2 separate regions of the Homo sapiens genome follow, and region 1 is linked to region 2. A link is a contact called in ENCODE Hi-C or POLR2A ChIA-PET data. All regions are on one chromosome and are shown on one strand. The core of a region is the stretch at or near the end of the contact, and the rest is flanking DNA. Distances in the headings are between cores, read along the strand shown. Region 1 has its middle 120 kb from the start of RIPOR2. Region 2 overlaps RIPOR2 (RHO family interacting cell polarization regulator 2).

The links. A loop is a pair of places that touch in the nucleus more often than their neighbours do. ChIA-PET counts read pairs that join two places held with the same protein, here RNA polymerase II (POLR2A). Pooled maps may share reads with other maps.
Region 1: a pooled map shows a loop between it and region 2 (4-fold over the local background). The contact joins two enhancer-like sites. A Hi-C loop is called at or near these places in 24 of 168 maps with a recorded cell type or tissue (GM23248, IMR-90, adrenal gland and 18 more) and 13 of 50 pooled maps. POLR2A ChIA-PET finds 5 or more read pairs at or near these places in 7 of 52 experiments (AG04449, AG04450, CD4-positive, alpha-beta T cell and 4 more).

Annotation. Positions count from the first base shown.
Region 1 is chr6:25,054,414-25,057,694 of GRCh38, reverse strand. No RefSeq gene overlaps it. Among named protein-coding and RNA genes, the nearest start is that of RIPOR2, 120 kb to the right of the region's middle. RefSeq lists enhancers at 1,110-1,169, 1,310-1,439. Within about 2 kb of position 1,379, at least 7 of the 41 ENCODE cell types and tissues checked have a DNase peak (open chromatin) inside an H3K27ac peak, as active enhancers do.
Region 2 is chr6:24,854,880-24,858,222 of GRCh38, reverse strand. All of the region lies in intron 8 of RIPOR2 (RHO family interacting cell polarization regulator 2), which reads left to right. Among named protein-coding and RNA genes, the nearest start is that of ARMH2, 58 kb to the right of the region's middle. RefSeq lists an enhancer at 1,928-2,222. Within about 2 kb of position 2,087, at least 9 of the 41 ENCODE cell types and tissues checked have a DNase peak (open chromatin) inside an H3K27ac peak, as active enhancers do.

The DNA of each region.
Region 1 (3,281 bases), core at 130-2,629, 200 kb before region 2:
GCCATTATTAGGCTGTTGATGATGGCATCCTATGTATAGGATCCATCTGTGTGAGGCTGTGATTTTTGTTGTAAATTACAGAATCCTCTGGCTAGTGTATGCAAAAGGAGAGGTATAAAGGGCTACTAATAGCTCCAAAAAATCATTGGGAGGGTTGAAGGTACACAATCTAGACTGAACCTCTCAAAAGAACCGGTCTACTAAGGGAGCTGTTGCCAGCAGGGCCCCGGAAGCACCAGGCCTCTGCCATGATCAGGAAGCTTCTGGGTCCGTAGCTGCCCTGCCCCTGCTGGCTATTGCCACTATGCTTGTCAGAAGGTCCCCTCTCCCTGCACAAGGCCAACAGCTGACTTTTCTCACTCGCTCCTTCCAAGACTCACATCACTGCATCTGCTTAGCAGTGCCTAAGTCACATGAGGAGCTTGAGCTGCAAGTGAGTGTGGAGAATGAGTTTCCCCTACTACAGGGCAGGAAGACGCACGAGAAGAGGGAATGGAATTGGGCAAGCCAGTCTGTAGTTCTGCTTCACCATCTTGAGATGAATCTATGGCATTAGATATAGAAAAGAAGCATGGGAAAATTGGAAAGCACTGTAAGATATAAACATGGGAATTTGGCAATGTTCATCCAATGCTATCCAGGAGAGATGTCCCAGTGAGACAAATGTGCAGTCCTCTCCACAAGTAAGCCCTAAAAAGAGGAGAAGGAAACTTTGGGCCATTATAACTTGATGTAGAGTGATCAATTGTCCCAGTTTGCCTAGGACTGAGGGGTTTCCTGGAATGACTAGGAAAGTCTTGGGCAGACCAGGACAAACTGGTTACCCTAAGTCAATGACAAGAACCATCAGCATCCAACAACTAGACTTGGTTCAGATTCCACTCTCACTAAGCACATTTTGGATTGTGATTTGGACTTCCAGGTGTGTGGGAGATAATGCCTCAAAAACCTTTAGCACAAAGTCTGGTGTATAGTAAGCACTCAATAAATGCTTATATTTTTGTATTTTTAAAAGTTTGTTTCATTTTAAAATACGTTGGCCAGTTAACTGAAATGTTTAATTTTTCTTGGTAGTTTTTCTTCCTTTTTTACACGCCAGCATATTTTCTTTCGGATGTGGGTGTACATTGTTCTGTTGAGATTTTGCTTAGTTCGCGAGGTAGTTCCTGGTGATAGGTCTTGTCTTGGTGCCTTGGGTCGTAGGCACACTCTGGACCACACCTTAGAGTGTGAAGTCTCCATTAAGGCTTTCTCCCCTCTCTGAGGCTCTAAGTGGCAGCTACTGTTCTCTTCGGATATCACCTTACTTTGATCCATTTCCATGGCAACACCCTGTGGTATGAATGAGTATCTACCATACTTCCTGCTCAAGCCAGCTGTGGTGAAGGGAGGAAGCCTGAGAACTGTGGTCTCCTGAAGAGGAAGGGCACCCAAGTGGTGAAGGAGGCCCACGATGCCAAGGCTAGCTTCTCTTTCTTTACTGCAACTAGAAAGGCTGTGCTTCCTCCAGCAGTGGCCTCCCCTCAGGCCTGCCTTTGGGAACAGGCTGCACCCTCTGTTCCCAACCTTCCCTCCTTCTTTCATCCCATTCATAACGGTATGTCGTCTTCCCTCACAGCCTTTGCTCTTGTGTGTCTTTGGCCAAGAATGCCCTTCTCTTCACTCCTCTCCACTCCTGGATTCATTCCCCATCTTTCAAAGTATCGCTCAAACGCCACCTCCTCCCCAAACCTGCCTTGAGTTTCCTCCTCCTGTCAGAATTGGTTCTCCATCTTCTGGGTGCCTAAATGACTTACTGCTGCTGCTCTGACACCAATCACATTGTATCTGGTAGTATAGTGACAAGTTGTCTCTCCGTATCTGTGGGGAATCAGTTCTAGACCCCTGAGGACACCAAAATCCTCAGATGCTCAATCCCTGATATAAACTAGTGTAGTATTTGCATGTAACCTGCGCACAACCTACCATATACTTTAAATATCTCTTGATTGCTAATAATACCTAATACATATAAATGCTGTGTCCTTATACTGTATTGCTTTTCAATTTGTATTATTTTTATTGTGGTTTTATTATTTTTTATTTTTTCAAACCTTTTTTTTTTTTTTTTTTTTTGAGACGGAGTCTCACTCTTCCGCCCAGCCGGACTGCAGTGGTGCGATCTCGGCTCACTGCAAGCTCCGCCTCCCGGGTTCATGCCTTTCTCCTGCCTCAGCCTCCCGAGTAGCTGGGACTACAGGCGCCCGCCACCGCGCTCAGCTAATTTTTTGTATTTTTAGTAGAGATGGGGTTTCACCGTATTAGCCAGGATGGTCTCGATTTCCTGACCTCATTATCCGCCCACCTCGGCCTCCCAAAGTGCTGGGATTACAGGCGTGAGCCACCACGCCCAGCCTTTTCAAATATTTTTAACTGAGGTTGGTTGAATCCTAGTATGCAGAAGTCACAGATATGGAGGGCCACCTGTATTGTGTATCTTCTACATTCTCCATTGGATTTTAAGCTCCCAGGATAAAGGGTATCATTCATCTTTGTATGCCCAGTGCCTACTACATTTTTAAAAAGTGAATTGAATTAACCTCATAAGGAAGAAACCTTTAGACTTCTTGGACAATTTTCCTCAAGTAGGCTGGACACTCTCATGAGTCAAGGTGCCTTGGCAGAGATGTCAAGGAGAAAAGACCCCTTATTGTTCCTTTCTTTATCTCCCTTCAATTGCTTCCTCCTCCATCCTAAAAATGTATAAGAATAGATGTTACTCTAATCAGATGTCCCTTTGGGAACAAGCTGCATGAAACTTTTGAGAATCTCTGGTTTCATAGCACAAGTTTTAAAAGATGGTCTTTGTTATGCTGGTTGCTCACACATAAAATACAATGTTTAAAACATTGGTGAAAAACACATATATTTTATAACTGGGAAGTCTGGTTTGCAATGGTTTGTGAATATGGAAAGAGCCCTGAGCTATGAGTCAGAACTATTAATAATGCCTTAGGAACTAACTAGCTTTGTGGCTGTTGACAAGACATTTCTCCTCCTGAGGCTCTGTTCCCTCTACCATGAAACGAAGGTATGGGGCAGTGATGTCTGAGGTCTCATTGGCTCTGAAGTTCTGGGAGATTCTGATTTCATGGTTTACTTATAGGTAAAAAGAAGAGAAGCTGCCTTCGGGTGGTGGAGTCTTTAACCCACTTCTCTTCTGCCGAGACTGAAAAGGATCCAAATCTCATGGCATTAAGGTCAAAGAAAAAGTGACTTTTTAAAACTAAGTATAATAAGGA
Region 2 (3,343 bases), core at 838-3,337:
TTGAGTTCCACATGGTCTACCAGAGAAAACAGACATATGAGGCTGTGCATTCTCATTCAATGGAACAAATGACCACCTGAACAACAGTGTGACCCAGTTTGCTGCAAAAGCAGGAGGGGAGAGGAGGAAAAGGTTGCCACTCACCTCTCTAGTTGGGGAGAGGAGCAGGAAAGAGGAAGGCATCCCAGTGTAATGTATGGTGAACAGCACCAGAATAGCATTCACCAAACAGAGGAAAGCCTGTTCAGAGGTGACAAGTAGACCGGTGTGGCTGACGTGATTGTTCGGAGAAGAGCTATGGAGAATTAGTTGGGTCCTGACTATAAAAATCCATGAATGCCAGGCTAAACGGAGAGCACTTAATCTGCAAACTATCAAACAGGATGGAGGTAAAGGGATGTAGTTCCTTAGAGCAAACTAGTTCTCCAAATTATTACTTTGTTCAAATTAAGTTCCAGGCAGTGCATATATCCTGGTCCTTACAGTTTCCAGGGCAGGTCAACCTTCCTCAGAAGGAAGAACCACCATTGAGCTAGTAAACTTGCATTATTTATGCCTGGTCAATAGATCAGTAACACCTGTAATAGGAGCTCCTGACTGTATAGCTACTTGGTTGTCTTAAAGTAGGAAGTGTGACTCTTGGAAGGAAAGATCATCATAGAACTGGGAAAAATGATGTAGAGCGTTCTTCTGGCAGAATGGTGTCTGAGCAAAGGAAGGCAGGCAAGAGTAGGCAGCTGCTGTAACACCCTCCAAACGAGGCTGTGGAGGAGGTGTTAGATCAGTAATATGTGAGCGCCGTGAAACATCCAAAGGTATGACCCCTGCAAGCCCCCAGTGCGCATCCTCAGAGGTAACCCCCATGATGGTTTTTTGAGTGAAAGCTAGAAAGCTTTCATTAAGCTTTCTAGATCATGCACTGGTAATCACAAACTGTCAAGAACACTTGCAGCTTTCTCCAACTGTGAAAATGCCAGCAGGCCCCCAGACAAGAGCCTGTAAGAAACCTGGCCAGGCCTCAAAGACAGACTGTAACTGTCATTGCCCCACTGTTAGTGCTAATTCCGTGGCCAGTACCACCAGTGGCTTACACAGCAGATAGAACTTTAAGAAGCACGGCACAAAAGCTGTTTGTGCCTGGATAGTGCCATTGTGCTACATTATTGCTACAATCAGAGGATCAGTGATGCCACTACAGCAGTTCCAAGAAATTTTGCTTAGTAACATGGGCTGAGAAGTGAAAAAAACATCACTACCAAGTACCTTTCTCACATTGTTTTCTTCAGATATAAAATTTCTGGTAATTTTAAAGGGGGGGGAAAAACACCTTCAAAGGATTTCCCCTTTATTCACCTTTATCTAGTAACAATGTCAGATCAGTTTCTTTTCAACCAGTCTTCCATTGTAATTACATAAACAGGCAATAGATTAATCCTGAACTAATTTGCAGAGGTTTTGTTTTGTTTTTGAGACAGAGTTTCGCTGTGTCACCCAGGCTGCAGTGCAGTGGCACTATCTCTGTTCACTGCAACCTCCGCCTCCTGGGTTCAAGCGATTCTCATGCCTCAGCCTCCGGAGTAGCTGGGATTACAGATGCCCACCATCGCACCCGGCTAATTTTTGTATTTTTAGTAGAGACAGAGTTTCTCCATGTTAGCCAGGCTGGTCACGAACTCCTGACCTCAGGTGATCCGCCCACCTCGGCCTCCCAAAGTACTGGGATTACAGGTGTGAGCCACCGTGCCTGACCAATTTGCAGAGGTTTTTAAAGAGCACTTTGGATTTTATTAGAATTAGCATGTCCAGTTTAGGATTTACAAAAACAAGTCGATTATACTTTCTTTCAGAAGTATTTTTTTTAAAGACTAACTAAATGCTGCAGAAAATTATTAGTAGAATGCAGGCTTCTTTAATTCTGCTCTTATTTCAGTAAGTCTTTTTAAGTGGGTTGTTGTGTTCTAATTATTATTGAAAGCTGTTTTTAAATGTGCTGGCTCCACGGGCAGGAAGGCACGGACGAGCTGGTGAGTTTCTGCCACCTACTGACAAGTGATGGTAACAGCACATGCTTCTTTTTTAAGCATCCGGGGACCTTTTTTGCTGTCAGCTTACCCACGCAACGTTTATAAGTCAGGTGAAAGTAGAAGCGTTCATTTAAGACTCTCAACTTACTGGGTTTTTTGCTTTGTTTTGTTTTTTGAGTCGAGGGTCTCGCTCTGTCACACAGGCTGGAGTTCAGTGGCTCACGGCCGCCTGAAACTCCTAACCTCAAGCAATCCTCCTGCCTCAACCTCCTGAGTAACTGGGACCACGGGCGCACGCCACCATGACTGGCTAATTTTTAAATTTTTCGTAGAGATAGGGTCTCACTGTGTTGCCCAGGTTGGTCTCAAACTCCTGGGCTCAAGTGATCCTACTGCCTTGGCCTCCCAGAGCACAGGATCACAGGTGTGAGCCACCATGCCTGGCCAAGAGTCTCCAGCGTACTAACAGGGCTATTTGTAGAAGGCAAAACACATTGTGTGATACCATCCACAGCATCTTTATATGGGTAAAATCACGTTTAAATAAATATAAAAGCAACCCAGAGCACAAAGGTTATAAATAGCAACTCAAGGAGGCTGAAGTACCAAGGGACCCATTTGTCATATGGATGTCTTTGTGTGGGAACAGCCTAGGACTAACAGCTGTTTCTGGACCAGCTCATCAAAATTATTTCCTCGGAGTGCCTCTAAAAAATTACTGGGTAAACAGGGAGGAATTGTTCGTGTCTTCTTCAATCTCTATTTAAACACTTTGAAAGTAGTAACTTCTTTTTTTAAAACATTGAGAAATATAACAAAAAAAAAATAAAGTCATATATAATCATTCCACCCAGTGCTAAGTTTTGTTAAAATTATTAAAATATCCAACCAACTTTTCTGTGTATACACACTCCCTGCCAAGGTATGTGATCTTTTTTACATCTTTTTTCTGTATTACAAAATAAGTATATCATCTTTTTATAAATCAAATAAAAATTACCACTTATTGACAAAAATTTAATTTTCTCCTTAATTCTACCCTACCAGAGATAATTATTTTTAACAGTTTGGTATGGTTTTCTAGACTTTTTTCCCTGGGGATCCATTTATATATGGCTGAGGTTATACTCTATGTAAGGTTTTGTGTCCTTCCTTTTTTTTTTTTTTTTTTTTTTGAGACGGAGTTTCACTGTTGCCAGGCTAAAGTGCAGTGGCATGATCTCGGCTCACTGCAACCCCCGCCTCCCAGGTTCAAGCGATTCTCCTGCCTCAGCCTCCCGAGTAGCTGGGATTACAGGTACCCGACACCACACCCGGCT